Regions from separate parts of the Homo sapiens genome. Here regions 1, 3, 4 and 5 are each linked to region 2. The links are chromatin contacts, found by Hi-C or POLR2A ChIA-PET in ENCODE. All regions are on one chromosome and are shown on one strand. The core of a region is the stretch at or near the end of the contact, and the rest is flanking DNA. Distances in the headings are between cores, read along the strand shown.

Region 1 (2,817 bases), core at 264-2,763, 3.1 Mb before region 2:
TTTATTTCTTTTCCCCCCTTTGGCGATATCGTCACTTGCCAATAGCTTCGCTAAGGTGTTCCCCCCCACACCCTGCGCGGGCAGCCCCATAATGTTAAATGCCGTAGGACGGGATCCCGGGTTAATCCCCGTTTGACCCCGCTGCCTGCGCGTGATAACTGGGGCGCGCTCCTCTCCACCCCCCAGGCTCCGCCAGTTGGGCTTCGCCGGAGTCTGGAGATACCCTCCGACATTCTCTTGGTGCAGTGCGGGTGGTCTTACCCCGCCCTTGAGGAAGAAAGGCCCGACGCAGGCACAGATCACAAGAACGCCTCCCCTGTGCAGGGGGCTTGCACTGTGCCAGGTGCTGTACTGGGCGCTTGGTAGGTGGCCACCCTCTCCAGGGTCGGGGCCAGGACCTCCTGTGGTGCTCAGAGGGGTCGAGCTGTCAGGTGAAAACCACTGGCCCGAGTTATGGCTTTGAAGGGAATCCTGGGGGTCTGGGATGGCAGGGACCTGTTAATTTAGATCGCACGGACAAGATGACTTGGCCCTTAGCTCCTGCAGGAGGGGTAGTGGACTATTGCAGGTGGAAGGGACTGCATGGGCACACATGGAGAGTGCGCGGAAGAGCCTTCTCCCAAGGGAAACTGAAAGGGGTTGCGGCTGAATTTAGAACTGGACAGGGTCCGAAGACAGTCGGCAGCAGCGAGTGGTTTTCTACTGAGGAAAAGGCTCAGATTTGGGATTTTAACAATTCCTCCTAGAGGTAGAAATGAACACGGTATAGTGATGGCGACAGAGATACCCTGGGAGTTCCTGTCAATCTTGGTCTAGCCTTCCGGCGCACACACAGCGGTCGCTCCATAAGGGGGCCCCGCCTCTGGGCGGTGCCTGAAAGCGTATTTGCGCATGCGTTCTCGCCTTCGCTCGTTTCGTATACTGCACCAAAGAGCGCCTACCCTGGGGCGGGGCTCCCCATTTCATCCAATCAGAGCGTATCAACAGTCCTACCATCTGGTGAGAGGGTGCGCTCCACTCTCCATTGACCAATCAGTGGAGACGCAGAAGAATGGGCATCTGTAACCACCACTGGAGAGAGACCAAAAAAGGGCGGGGCTTCCTTGTCTCCTTGCGAAGTGGCGCGGGAAGGTCGTCATTGTGACTGGTGCTGACGGATTAGCGAGGAGACCAATGAAAGTGGGAGGGAGGCGGAGATTCTTGGGAGGTTTAGAGCGCCGTTCCTATCAGGTGCTTTTAGGGAGGCCAGCAGCGCCAGAAATCCGACCTATCAAATTGGATTTTATTTTAAGGCGGCGGGGTCGACGGAAAGACTGGCAGAAAGCGACCACCTATAAGGAGTGTCTCAGACAAACAAGGGCGGGCCCTCCTGCAGAACGGCGTGGGCAATGTCCAATAAGCGCGCAAGGCGTGTGGCGGCCTACCCTCCCCCCGCGGCGGGACCAGTGGCTCCCCCTATCGGGTGGGGGCGGCGGGTGACGGGCGTGTCCCTCCCCCAATGAGAGGCGGGGGGAGGCGGGTTCTGCGCCGCCATGTCGCGGAGGCTGCTGCCCCGGGCGGAGAAGCGGCGTCGGCGGCTGGAGCAGAGGCAGCAGCCGGACGAGCAGCGGAGGCGGTCGGGAGCGATGGTGAAGATGGCGGCGGCGGGCGGCGGAGGCGGCGGTGGCCGCTACTACGGCGGCGGCAGTGAGGGCGGCCGGGCCCCTAAGCGGCTCAAGACTGACAACGCCGGCGACCAGCACGGAGGCGGCGGCGGTGGCGGTGGAGGAGCCGGGGCGGCGGGCGGCGGCGGCGGTGGGGTGAGGCCAGGGCCCTAGGCGCTGGGAAGGCCGGGAACTGGGGGACAATTTCCCAGCTTGAGGGCATTTTATTTTTTGAGGGGGGCCTCTGCGCACGCGCCCAGGCCATCGCGTCGTTGACGGTGTGGGGGAGGGGCGGCCGTTGGGCAAACGGCGGGGTTTGCGCGAGGACAGGCGCCTGCGCGTGCGCGGGGTCCGGAGCGGGGTGTGGGGGAGCGCAGAGGAAGTAGCTCGTGAGGCGAATGGCCCAGTGCGCAGGCGCCGCGGGCTGGCGTGTGGGGGCCGGGCACGCGGCCCGGCCGGTTTTTTTCCCCTTTATCATTTTCTTCGCTGGCTCCATGCGCAGGCGCAGTGTTCCCGCCCGGCCTCGTGGGCGGTTAGGGGAGCGCCTGGTGAGCGGGAACGGGTGGGCGGCGGCCTTGTTCTCTAGAGTGGGGAATTCCGTCTGATGGCAGCTTAATCTCTAAGGCCCAGCCTTGTGTCTATACAGAAATGGATGTGTTTGAGCCTAGATGCTCTCATTTTTGTAGGCATTGAAAATGGGAAGAGGACTTGTGAAATGCACTTTTAGCCTTTTAGGAGTTGAGCGAAGCCTTGAAACCATCACAAGTTTGCTTACAGTTTCCGGGGATTCACTGGGTACCGAGGATTTGATAAACCAAACTATTTCCTGGCCATGTTGGAAGCATTTCGACCCCCTGTAATCAGTCCCTCCGAAAACACCAGTCGTTGCTTTTGGAGTGGGGCCCAGTCCCCACTCTTTCCAAAATCTTGAAGTCTTACAGGGCCGCCTATTTGCAGGGTTTTCCAGGGTTTAGGGGTTACGAGTTGCTAGCGTTTTAATCTTGGCCTTGTCCCACACATTTTAAAGACATCTTAATTGAAAATCCTTAACGCTTCCTGAGGTTGGGGGAGATACTGGGATTCCCGATTTACAAAGGAGGAAATGGGCCAGGAGAGAGATGAGATGAGGTGAATTACTGTAGGTGGCACAGCTAGTGAGGGGCAGGGCTGGAGT
Region 2 (2,700 bases), core at 42-2,541:
TCTGTCATGGGAAACAGAAGCTGGAAGGGTTGGCCTCCGGCTGCTCTCCAGACTTCCCTAGACCAGCCTTCCCTTCTCACCCAGAGCCCCAACATTTTGGATCCTCCATTGTCCCTTCCCACCAAGATTCCCCGCTTCCCCCTCTCCCCTGCCACTGGCCTCCCTCCTCTGTGCTCTAGACTCACAGCCTTTGATTTGGCTCTGTTCTGTGTAGGCTGGGACAAGGAAGGCCTCTCGGAAGAACCAGAAGATGTTGACCAACCAGAGAAAAGGCAGGAAAGCAAACCCCCCTAGGGAGAAAGAAAAACAAACAAACAAACCCCAAAACCTCATAAGGCAATGAAGATCTTCTCCAACTCCCACCGAGATCTATTTGGAAGAAACTCTCCCACACCCAAGTTCAAATGGAGATTTCTGTTGTCAGGGACTCAGGAATCTGGCTCCTCTTTGGGATCCAGGAATCTGATTCCTCAACCATCTCTTTCACAGGACCCAAGAGTCCAGGCCCTCAATCCCCCTCCTCTCTTGGGATCCAGAAATTGAGGCCCCAGCTTCCTCATTCCTCAGGACCCAGGCCCTCCCCACTCAAATCCAGGAGTCGGCGTTCGCAGGTCCTTCATCTCTTAGACTTAAGAATCCAGGCCCCGAGGCCCTCTTCCCTCGGGTGCTCTAGTCCAGTCCCCTCTCTTCTCCTGGGACCCTAGCGATCTGCCTTACCCAGGTAGTACTTCCGGCACAGGTTCAATTTCTCCTCATTGGACACTCGCTCCAGGTTCATAGCTGCGCTGGGGCCGGGTCGTCCCAAGGGTCTGCGGGGCAAGACCCAAGCCTTGACCCTAAGTAACAGATGCAAGGATCACGAACAACCACGCCCCTATTAGAACAAATCAGAGATAAATGTAAAGGTCGGTTTGCTGAAAGCAGGGCATCCCCACCCCCACTAGTAAGCTGGCTGGATTAAAGAGCTCTTTATATTTACTAGGGTGGGCGAAACGACCCCCAACTCACCAGGAGAGCTCACTTCCTCCGGCTGGGGTGCCTTAGCTACTTTCAGTTATGGACGTTTGCGCGAGACGCCCCAGGTTTCCCTGGAGATTGTAGTCTTCTTTGGGCGAGGCAACACTGCACGCATGCGCTGTTAAAAGAACTCCTACCGGGGAGTCTATGGGGAGGGCGCGCGCCTCCCACGCGCAAGCGCCCTGGGGCGTTTCCGAGCGCTTGGTAAGCGCCTGGAGAGGGCAACGAACTACACTTCCCAGTGCTCCTAAGCAACGGAAGTGACGTAAGAGCAGCCAGACCTGGAGGGCTTGGGTAAAAATGGCTGAATATTTAGCTTCGATATTCGGGACTGAGAAGGACAAGTGAGAACGGGCGCTGGGAGTGGACTCTCGGGGGGTCGGGGCCGGGGTACTGGGGTCCTGGGTGGTGGGGCGGTGTTTCTGGGGTGCCCAGCTTCCCCGGCCCTCGGTTCACCTTTGTCTTTGCACCTTTTCCAGGGTTAACTGCTCTTTTTACTTTAAGATCGGGGTCTGCCGGCACGGGGACCGGTGCTCCCGGCTTCACAACAAGCCGACATTCAGCCAGGTGAGACCCGGCACGGAGCCTCGGGGGTTAACGGCTCCCTGGCCCTTCCCCTTCTGGGGCCGTCGTCACCATGTCCCGCCTATTCCGGGTTCCTGAGTCCCTCCCCACCGCCCGGCTTTTTTTCTCATTGGACCTTTCTGCAGGCTCCTCCCACCGGTCTTCGTGCCGTTTTCCCGGGAACTTGGTCGCGCCCCCATGCGTACAGGCTACACACGGCGGCTGTTCATCTTTGCCAGTCCCTTCCATCCCGCTGTTCATCCTTGCCAGTCCCCTCCATCCCTTTTCTGGTTTCTTAGGGGCAAAGGATCGCCGATGCACTCATGATGCTTAGGCTGGGGTGTAAGGTTCCACCCCCAACCTTCATGCCTCACTCTCTGTTCATGCAGCCCTGCCCTCTGAGCTCAGGCCCCGCCCCTTTTAAATTCTGTGCAGACCATAGTGCTGCTCAACCTGTACCGGAATCCACAGAACACAGCCCAAACTGCAGACGGATCACACTGTGAGTAAGGGACCAGGCCTGGGGGCAAGGTGAACAGCCCCCAGTAGGCTACACTCTGATTCCACCCTGCCCGCCCCCACCCCAGGTCATGTGAGTGACGTGGAGGTGCAGGAGCACTATGATAGCTTCTTCGAGGTGAGGGTTGGTAGGGGCAGATGGGGTTTCTTGTGGGAGCTCAGCTGAGTTCCTCCCCGTCTTCCACAGGAGGTGTTCACAGAACTGCAGGAGAAGTATGGGGAGATTGAAGAGATGAATGTGTGCGACAACCTTGGGGACCACCTCGTGGGCAACGTCTATGTCAAGGTGCTTGCTGCCCCCCACTTAGGGCCCAGAAGTGGAGGCGTTTCAATGCCTGATGGTGGCCACTGTAGGCTCTCAGCTTGAATTTCATCACTAAATCCAGTCCAGCCCCAGAGCGGGTAGTGAGTCCCCTGAAGATCTCTGAGTTCTCCTGCTGACCCTGACTGACATTTCCTGCAGTTCCGGAGGGAGGAGGATGGAGAGCGGGCCGTGGCTGAACTCAGTAACCGCTGGTTCAACGGGCAGGCTGTGCACGGTGAGCTGTCTCCTGTCACTGACTTCCGGGAGTCATGCTGTCGCCAGTATGAGATGGGGTA
Region 3 (2,700 bases), core at 94-2,593, 3.6 Mb before region 2:
AAGATGTGGAGTATGTAAAAGGGATTTTGGAAGAAGCTTTTGGAATATGATGCTGAGAGTCCTCTGGAGATTTCAGGCAATTGCTGGAGATTTTTAGAATGAGTGGGGGTGGGGAAGGGGATCCCGGTGAAGATCACTGGGCTACATGAGGGTGATCTCTAGGGCATTTTAGGGTGGTGAGACCAGGGGGAGACAGGAGGCCTCTGGGGGAGACTTTTGGGATCTGTGGAAAGGTCCAGAGGGATACGTGAAGGGGGAGTGTGTATGAGAGATGGTTGCAATACGGTGGGGAGGGGGATGGAGTCTTCTAGGTGAGTTTTTGGGATCTGGGGGCATTTCACAAAGTCTGTGAGGAAGATTTATTTTGGGGATATGGGAAGGAGATCTTCAGGGAAGATGATCACGGTCCGTCGGGGGCATTCTGAAGGACTTCTGGGAGGGGGAATCAGAAATGCAGGGGGTATGAGCGGAAAATCTCCAAGGAGGTTTCTGGAATGGGGTAAGTGGGAGGGAAAATTCTTAGGATCCGGGAGGGGGAAGTCGGGTGAGCCTGTTGGGCTGTGAGAGGCAGGGCTCCGGGGGAGAGTTCTGGAATGGACAGGGGTCCGGAGGGAGCCTTGGGGAGGTGTGCAGGGCTCGTGAGGGAGGCTCCTGGAGCAGCTATGAGAGCCACGCTGTGGAATGGACGAGGAGTGGCCTCCGAGGACTATTTCTGGAGACAGGAGGAGGACGGGGGCTTCGGGGCCAAAGGGCGGGGGTCTGCGAGGAAAGCTGCTGGGACCCATGAAGGGCTCGAGGAGGCGACTCCACGGGAGGGGTGGGTTTTGCGGGGACCTTTCAGGGCGCACACGGGGGATCGGCAGGCTTTCCGGGGCTCTCCGAGGGGGATGTGCGGGGGGTCCTGAGGAGAGGCCCCCGGCCCGGCCCCTCGGCAATCCCGAGGGCATGAGAAAGATTTCGGAGGGAAGCTTCGGCCAGGGCCCAGGAGGGAGACTGGGGACGGGCGCGGGGCTTCTCCCGTGGGGCCCGGCCCCCCGAGGCCCGCGTTCCGCACCCGCCCGCCGCCGCCGCCCGCGGTTCGGGGTCCCTGAGGGGGCGGGGCCGCCCGCGCGGCCTGGGTCGCCCTGAGGGGAGCCCCGCGCGCCCCGACTCGCCGCCGCCCCGCGCCGGCCCGGCCCGAGACTCACCGCCTCGGCCTTCGCCGCCACCGCCGCCGCTCGGGCCTCCTCAGGCCACCGCCGCCGCCGTCGCCCCCTCTCGGGCCCGCAAGCTCCCCTCCCTCCTCCCGCACCGACCACCGCCGCCGCCGCCGCCGCCGCCGTCGCGCTGCGTCACCGCGCCGTGCGTCACCGCCCCTGGCCCCGCCCCGACGGGGGCCGCCGCGCGCCGGCATTAGCTCACGCCCGGGTGACGAACGGCGCGCCAGCCAACGGGCGGCGAGGGCAGCCCGAAGGGCGGGAGGTGTGAGCCGAGTAAGGCGGGGTCGCGGCGAGGGGGGAGCGACGGTGGTGGAACGGGGCCCAAGAGGCCCGCCCCCTCCTCGGCGGGATTGGTCGGACGTGGGGGTGACGGGCAGTCGGCCAGGCCTGGGGTTTGGGGCTGGGGGGCGGGGAAGGGGCGGGGCGCGCGGGGCGTTGCCCAGGGCAACGGGCCCGGCGGAGTCTGAGGTTGGGCCTCCAGGCCCGCAGGGGGCAGGCTCGCGCGCGTCCACCCCAGCTGCCCCGAGCGAAGTCACAGTTCCTGATTCAGGCGTTCCAGGCCTCCTCTTCCCCGCCCCTTGGGTGGCCCGCCTCACCCAAGGCTGTCCTCAGTGGGCGTCTGCACTCGGGCTTCTGGGCGCTCGGCTTTCTCATCGCGCTGTTCTCAGCCTTGCCGCTTGCTCTCTCCGATGGGAATGGCGAGGCGAGATCTAGCCTTTAGGGTGGGAAGAGAATGCACAGAAAGCGCTAAGGATCAAGGAGGCTGTCAATAAACGGGAGTTGTTGCTGTGACTTTGGTTGTGATCTGTGCGTTCCACAAACTGTATTGGGTCCGGGTGAACTAATCAGAGGGACCTGTGTTCAGAAGGCTCTCGGTGACAGAGATCTGGCTTGTTACAGGCACTTAGAGAGGCAGTCGGGATGGAGGGTCGAGTTGAAGACAGGGAGGGGTGAGGAACGAGCAGAGGCCAGTTGTTTGGCCACTTGAGGGAGTTTGGACTTGTCCCGAGGGCACTAGGGAGCCGTGAAGGGCTTCAAGCCGGGGAGGATCATGGTGAGTCTGGGGTTTTGGAGAGATGTCTCTCTGGCTTATACATGGAGGGCGGATTGGAGGGAATGAAACGGGATCGGGAGTCCAGGGAGGCAGCTGGGGGAGGGGGTGGGGAAGAAAGAGGGGGTTTGCACGAGGGAGGGACTGTGGGGAGGGAAGGAGGTGCAGGTGGGAGGGACGCCCTGGAGGCAGAGCGAACGGGCCCTGACACTGGCTGGCTATGGAGTGGAAGGGGGAGAAAAGTTTAGGACCAGGCCCCTCTAGCCGGGAGACTGGGCGCCAGAAGCAGGTTGGGAAGATACTAAGCCCAATGTGGATGCCTAGTAGCGAGGTCCAGGAGGTGCACAAACCCTGGGTCTGGAGCTTAAGGGAGAAATTGAGGCTGGAGACCAAGATTTAAGGATCGTCAAAGATGGTAATTGAGGCTGTGGGAGTTAGGGGTCTAGCCCG
Region 4 (2,700 bases), core at 184-2,683, 3.7 Mb before region 2:
CTCTTTCCTTTATCCTGGTACAGGAACCAACTAGAAAGACTAGAACCTTAAGGAGTGGAAGGGAGAAGAAAGAAGACTTCCCTGGTTTTCAAGGTAGGTGTCTTATTTGGCTGCCCTATTGAGGAAGGAGCCAGGGAATGAAGACGAGAGAAGCTGGTAGTGGGCAAGAGTGGGAGGTTCCACAGTGGACCAGGGAGGCCAAGGAACAAAACTGGGGGACAGGGATATGTCCCTCACCAAAGATATAGACGACGCTCACAGTCCCACCAGCTCCAAGCAGCCCAGCAAGCCAGAGCGCAACTTTTTTGGCATAGCTGGGACCCTCTGAGCCCGGCTGCTGCTGTGGCCCTTGCGCCTTAGTGCTCCCGCGGCTCCCGATCTCTGCGGCCTGCGGTTGAGAAAGGGGAGGTCAGCCAAGAGAGAAGAGAGGTCAGGATGGTCCCCACCCTCCAGTCCAAGAAGAATCAAGTTCAGGAGCCAAGAGGCAGACACCCACAGAGCCCTGGACATCTGTGTCCCTGGAGTAGCAGTCAGGATGTGGGGCTGCTCAGAGGGTCAAAACCAGACTGTCCCGCACCAGGATGCCAGGAGTTTTAAAAGCTAACAGGCCAGGTGCACAGGATCCTGAAGGCAACAGGACTGGAGGGTCTGCAGCCCAGAAAAGCAAAGCACGGAGAATAAGGGATGGGAGGGCCTAAACACTGGGATGAGAGGGAACGGAGGGCACAAGTGGTGGGGGAAGGGGTACAGACAGAACCGGGAGTTACGACGTCCGGCTGCTTGGGGCTAAAAGTAGCAGAGTTATAGGGTAAGGGATAGGAGCGGAGGCGGGGAAGGGCAATCACTTGTCTGGGGCTTGGGGAACTAAGGCACAGAAGTGATAGACTTGGAGGTCAGAATGGCTGGGTCTCTGTCAACATGGAGGCAAGTCGAATTGGAAACCCAAACGTCTACCTCGCCACCACCAACGCCACAGAGAAAATAACTCCCACGGCCAGACTGGGACTCCAGCGTCCCAGGCCCCTCCTGCTCAAGTATCACCTGAGTGGTCACTGAAACGGGGAACGGTAACCCCCTCCTCCTCCGGCACCCACGTGGGTGGGAGGTGGGGTCTAAGGACACACCTGGATTCCCAGCCTCCAGCCTAGGGGAGCAACCACCCAGGAGGTTGGGAAGGGCCCCAAAACACAAGCGGCGTTTCATTCAGCACCCTGAGGTGAGGCGTCCCGGAACCCCCAAGGGGCGGCGATATGTCCGTAACTCCAGGGAAGGGACCCCACATTCAGAGGGCCACCCTCGTTCCGCTCACCTGATCTGGGGCCCGGCGGGGCGGCGTCGCCAACCTCGTGCACAGTCCCCGCGAGCCGAGCCGGAGCCCGCTTCGCAAGCGCGAGAACACCGCTGCCGAGGCCGCCATCTTGCGCTGACGCCACGCGGCCCCGCCCACTCGCTCCCTCTTCGCCCGCCCCGGGCCGGAGCTACAGCCAATGGAAACGCGGGGGAGGGGCGGGTGGACGGAAGCCCGAGAGAGACCAAAGGCATCGGGCGGATTGCCGCAGGCGCGTTTGCTTCTGACTAGTCTCCTGGCTGACCCTGGGGGCGACAACTGGGATTCAAAGTCATCTGGACCACGCCCCCTTGGGCCTTGCAGAGCGCCACCGCCCCTGCAAAGGACGCAGCGAAGGAAGGGATCACACTTATTGCCCAGAGATAAAGCTGAGGCCATAATGAAGGGAGTCAGTGGCTGCCTGATTTGTCCAAAAAAATAGTCACGAGTCAGGCCGCTTGTCTCACCGTGTAAGGCAATCGGCCCTCACCTCCCAATTGTCTGAAGGGATGGGTTGCCCCTCCACACCTGTGGGTGTTTCTCGTTAGGTGGAACGAGAGACTTTGGAAGAGAAAAAGACACAGAAACAAAGTATAGAGAAAGAAATAAAGGGGGCCCAGGGGACCAGCGTTCAGCATACGGAGGATCCCTCCAGCCTCTGAGTTCCCTTAGTATTTACTGATCATTCTTGGGTGTTTCTTGGAGAGGGGGATGCGTCAGGGTCATAGGATAATAGTGGAGAGAGGGTCAGCAGATAAACACGTGAACAACGGTTCATAGACAAGGTAAAGAATTAAATGCTGTACTTTAGATATGCATACATATAAACATCTCAGTGCCTTACAGAGCAGTATTGTTGCCCGCATGTTCCACCTCCAGCCCTAAGGCAGTTTTCCCCTATCTCAGTAGATGGAACATACAATCGGGTTTTATACCAAGACTTGCCCAGGGACGGGCAGGAGACAGATGCCTTCCTCTTGTCTCAACTGCGAAGAGGCGTTCCTTCCTGTTTTACTAATCCTCCTCAGCACAGACCCTTTACGGGTGTCGGGCTGGGGGACGGTCAGATCTTTCCCTTCCCATGAGGCCATATTTCAGACTATCACATGGGGAGAAACCTTGGACAATACCTGGCTTTCCTAGGCAGAGGTCCCTGCGGTCTTCCGCAGTGTTTGTGTCACTGGGTACTTGAGATTAGGGAGTGGTGATGACTCTTAAGGAGCATGCTGCCTTCAAGCATCTGTTTAACAAAGCACGTCCTGCACAGCCCTTAATCCATTTAACCCTGAGTTGACACAGCACATGTTTCAGAGAGCACGGGGTTGGTTATAGAGAACCCCGTCATCTATAACAGGGTATGGTTATAGATTAAC
Region 5 (2,788 bases), core at 196-2,695, 3.1 Mb before region 2:
ACCGCCTTGCTCAATGTCTCCCCAAAAAGCATACTTAAGCAGTTTTACAGTACTTTTTTTTTTTATTTTTTTGAGATGGAGTTTCGCTCTGTCCCCAGGCTGGAGTGCAGTGGCGCCATCTCGGCTCCCTGCGAGCTCCGCCTCCGGGGTTCACGCCATTCTCCAGCCTCAGCCTCCCCAGTAGCTGGGGCTACAGACGCCCGCCACCATGCCCGCTAAGTTTTTGTATTTTTTTAGTAGGGACGGGGTTTCACTGTGTTAGCTAGGTCAGGAGGTCGATCTCCTGACCTCGTGATCTGCCCGCCACGGCCTCCCAAAGTGCTGGGATTACAGGCGTGAGCCACCGCGCCCGGCCAGCAGTTTTACAGTACTTTTTATGCCTTTTGGTAGCTGGCTTTTCCCAAGGGAATTTCGGTTTTTTTGTTTTGTTTGTTTTTTTTAAGAACATGAACTTTTTTTTCTTCTTTTTTTTTTTTTTGAGATCTTGCTCTGTCGCCCAGGCTGGGGTACAGTGGTGCCATCTCTGCTCATTGCAACCTCCGCCTCCTGGGCTCAAGCCATTCTCTTCCCGCTAGGATTACAGGTGCCGGACACCGCACCCGGCTAATTTTTGTATTTTTAGTAGAGACGGGGTTTCGCCATGTTGACCAGGCTGCTGTTGAACTCCTGACCTCAGGTGATCCGCCTGCCTCGGCCTCCCAAAGTGCTTGTATTACAGGCGTGAGCCACTGCGCCAGGCTAAGAACATGAACTCTGGTGCCAGGTAATCCTGCTTTAGCCCTTCTGAAGCCCACCGACCTTGAACCTAGTGTCTTCCCGTGCCTGGGCCAGTTTCCTCTGCATATAGTAGGAAATAGTACGACCTCCTGGTGGGAGTTCATATTATACAGTCAGCGCTTAATGTTGGCCCGTCTGTACTCATTCCTTTACCTGAGTAAACTCACAGTACTGCAAGTTTTCTTTTATTTTTAGTTAACATGATATATACATGCATGATTACAAGCTCTGCTGCAATTATGTCCTTGGACATTTCAGCTGTCGCCTATTATTCCACCATTATGAAACAGCTGTGTGATGAACTTTAGCGGGAGCTGTTTGCTTTTCTGTTTTTTTTTTTGTTTGTTTGTTTTGTTTTTTTTAAGACGGAGTGTCGCTCGGTCGCCAGGCTGGAGAGCAATGGCGCGATCTCGGCTCACTGCAAACTCCGCCTCCCAGGTTCACGCCATTGCAGGAGCTATTTTCTTTGGCCAGGTTCCCACTGGGGCAAAGGGTCCATTTCTGAGCCTGGCTCTATGTAAGGCAACCGGAAATCGACTGCCCTTAGTAAAGATGGCGGAAAGAACGGCGTCATTGCCTGTCAGGTTGCGGCATCGGTGCCCTCGCTCAACATGGCGGCCTTCTGTGCCCGCCCCCTCCGCTAACGGGCACGTTACTCCGTCCGAACGCAGTAGACGAAGGCGGCGGCGATGGCGGCGGGGATAGTGGCTTCTCGCAGACTCCGCGACCTACTGACCCGGCGTGAGTCACCTCTTGCCTTATGGGGGTGCGTCGCGCTGTCGTGCTGTTATAGCAGATGTAGGACGGGGAGGGCTATCCGGGGTCACGAAGGGCCCGAGTCCCCTAAATTCAGGGGTGCGTGTGCTCCCTTTTGAAGGACTCCCTAATTCGATAGGCCTGTGTCTTGCAGTCTGGGGTCATCAAAGGCTGTTCCTTTCTCCCCAGGACTGACAGGCTCCAACTACCCGGGACTCAGTATTAGCCTTCGCCTCACTGGCTCCTCTGCACAAGAGGAGGCTTCCGGAGTAGCCCTCGGTGAAGCCCCAGACCACAGCTATGAGTCCCTTCGTGTGACGTCTGCGCAGAAACATGTTCTGCATGTCCAGCTCAACCGGCCCAACAAGAGGAATGCCATGAACAAGGTCTTCTGGAGGTCTGACCTGCAGATCCTGGAGGCCTGCCTGCGGGGGGAGGCGGGGCTGCGGGACTGGGTGAAAGTGGAACGTTGTGGGAAGATGGACATGAGGGCAGGGTATTCCCGCCCCATTTGTAACCCTTCACTCGTTGCTTCACAGAGAGATGGTAGAGTGCTTCAACAAGATTTCGAGAGACGCTGACTGTCGGGCGGTGGTGATCTCTGGTGCAGGAAAAATGTTCACTGCAGGTACCAGACGCTCTTCACACACCCTGCCAGCCTTCCTAGCTCCTGGCAATAGACAGTGGAGCAGTGCTTCTGAATTAGGGTTTTAAGCAGCTTCTGACTTACACACTTTTTTTTTTTTTTTTTGAGACGGGGTCTTGCTCTGTTGCCACGCTGGAGTGCAGTAGCGCAATCTCAGCTCACTGCAACCTCCACCTCCCGGGTTCAAGCAATTCTTCTGTCTGGGACTACAGGCGTGGGCCACCACACCCAGCTAATTTTTGTATTTTTAGTAGAGACGGGGTTTCACCATATTGGCCAGGATGGTCTCCATCTCCTGACGTTATGATCTGCCTGCCTCAGCCTCCCAAAGTGCTGGGATTATAGGCCTGAACCATTGCTCCTGGCCCCTAACTCACACTTTTATCTGTGTGTTTTTTTTTTTTTTTTTGGAGACAATATCTTTCTCTGTCACCCAGGCTGGAGTACAGTTGCCTAATCATAAATCACTGTAACCTCAAATACCTGAGGTCAAGCGATTCTCCCACCTCAGCCTGCCAAAATGCTGGGATTACAGGCAGGTGCCACCATGGCCAGCCCTATCATTTTTTTAAAAAAAGGCCTACTTTAAAACATTCAAATATAAGTATT

What was found. Hi-C counts contacts between places; a loop is a spot of excess contacts on that map. ChIA-PET counts read pairs that join two places held with the same protein, here RNA polymerase II (POLR2A). Pooled maps may share reads with other maps.
Region 1: a map of naive thymus-derived CD4-positive, alpha-beta T cell shows a loop between it and region 2 (14-fold over the local background). The contact joins the promoter of HNRNPL here to the promoter of U2AF1L4 in region 2. A Hi-C loop is called at or near these places in 2 of 168 maps with a recorded cell type or tissue (both naive thymus-derived CD4-positive, alpha-beta T cell), 6 of 37 single-sample maps with no recorded cell type and 16 of 50 pooled maps. POLR2A ChIA-PET finds 5 or more read pairs at or near these places in 1 of 52 experiments (Caco-2).
Region 3: a map of naive thymus-derived CD4-positive, alpha-beta T cell shows a loop between it and region 2 (16-fold over the local background). The contact joins the promoter of SAMD4B here to the promoter of U2AF1L4 in region 2. A Hi-C loop is called at or near these places in 2 of 168 maps with a recorded cell type or tissue (CD8-positive, alpha-beta T cell and naive thymus-derived CD4-positive, alpha-beta T cell) and 9 of 50 pooled maps.
Region 4: a pooled map shows a loop between it and region 2 (4-fold over the local background). The contact joins the promoter of TIMM50 here to the promoter of U2AF1L4 in region 2. A Hi-C loop is called at or near these places in 1 of 50 pooled maps. POLR2A ChIA-PET finds 5 or more read pairs at or near these places in 2 of 52 experiments (AG04450 and naive thymus-derived CD4-positive, alpha-beta T cell).
Region 5: a loop to region 2 is called in a pooled map, with 5 times the contacts of the local background. The contact joins the promoter of ECH1 here to the promoter of U2AF1L4 in region 2. A Hi-C loop is called at or near these places in 1 of 168 maps with a recorded cell type or tissue (gastrocnemius medialis) and 7 of 50 pooled maps. POLR2A ChIA-PET finds 5 or more read pairs at or near these places in 1 of 52 experiments (Caco-2).

What each region holds. Positions count from the first base shown.
Region 1 is chr19:38,848,682-38,851,498 of GRCh38, reverse strand. It overlaps HNRNPL (heterogeneous nuclear ribonucleoprotein L), which reads left to right and starts at 1,513. Exons shown (of 13, transcript NM_001533.3): 1 at 1,513-1,799. The coding sequence starts at 1,533. RefSeq lists enhancers at 736-805, 1,136-1,225, 1,376-2,313, 2,386-2,475, 2,314-2,817 and silencers at 1,376-1,635, 1,646-2,185.
Region 2 is chr19:35,744,009-35,746,708 of GRCh38, reverse strand. U2AF1L4 (U2 small nuclear RNA auxiliary factor 1 like 4) reads left to right here and starts at 1,291. Exons shown (of 6, transcript NM_001040425.3): 1 at 1,291-1,361; 2 at 1,497-1,584; 3 at 2,288-2,386; 4 at 2,564-2,697. The coding sequence starts at 1,318. PSENEN (presenilin enhancer, gamma-secretase subunit) reads right to left here and starts at 1,058. Exons shown (of 4, transcript NM_172341.4): 1 at 1,009-1,058; 2 at 718-874; 3 at 186-290; 4 at 1. The coding sequence starts at 778. RefSeq lists a silencer at 2,579-2,700.
Region 3 is chr19:39,341,064-39,343,763 of GRCh38, reverse strand. SAMD4B (sterile alpha motif domain containing 4B) reads right to left here and starts at 1,343. Exons shown (of 14, transcript NM_001384574.2): 1 at 1,188-1,343. RefSeq lists a silencer at 1,225-1,654.
Region 4 is chr19:39,479,571-39,482,270 of GRCh38, reverse strand. It overlaps TIMM50 (translocase of inner mitochondrial membrane 50), which reads right to left and starts at 1,433. Exons shown (of 11, transcript NM_001001563.5): 1 at 1,310-1,433; 2 at 238-388. The coding sequence starts at 1,417. RefSeq lists enhancers at 981-1,030, 1,151-1,745.
Region 5 is chr19:38,830,451-38,833,238 of GRCh38, reverse strand. ECH1 (enoyl-CoA hydratase 1) reads left to right here and starts at 1,445. Exons shown (of 10, transcript NM_001398.3): 1 at 1,445-1,518; 2 at 1,723-1,930; 3 at 2,073-2,161. The coding sequence starts at 1,467. All of the region lies in intron 1 of LOC124904712 (a long non-coding RNA gene), which reads right to left. RefSeq lists an enhancer at 1,397-1,546.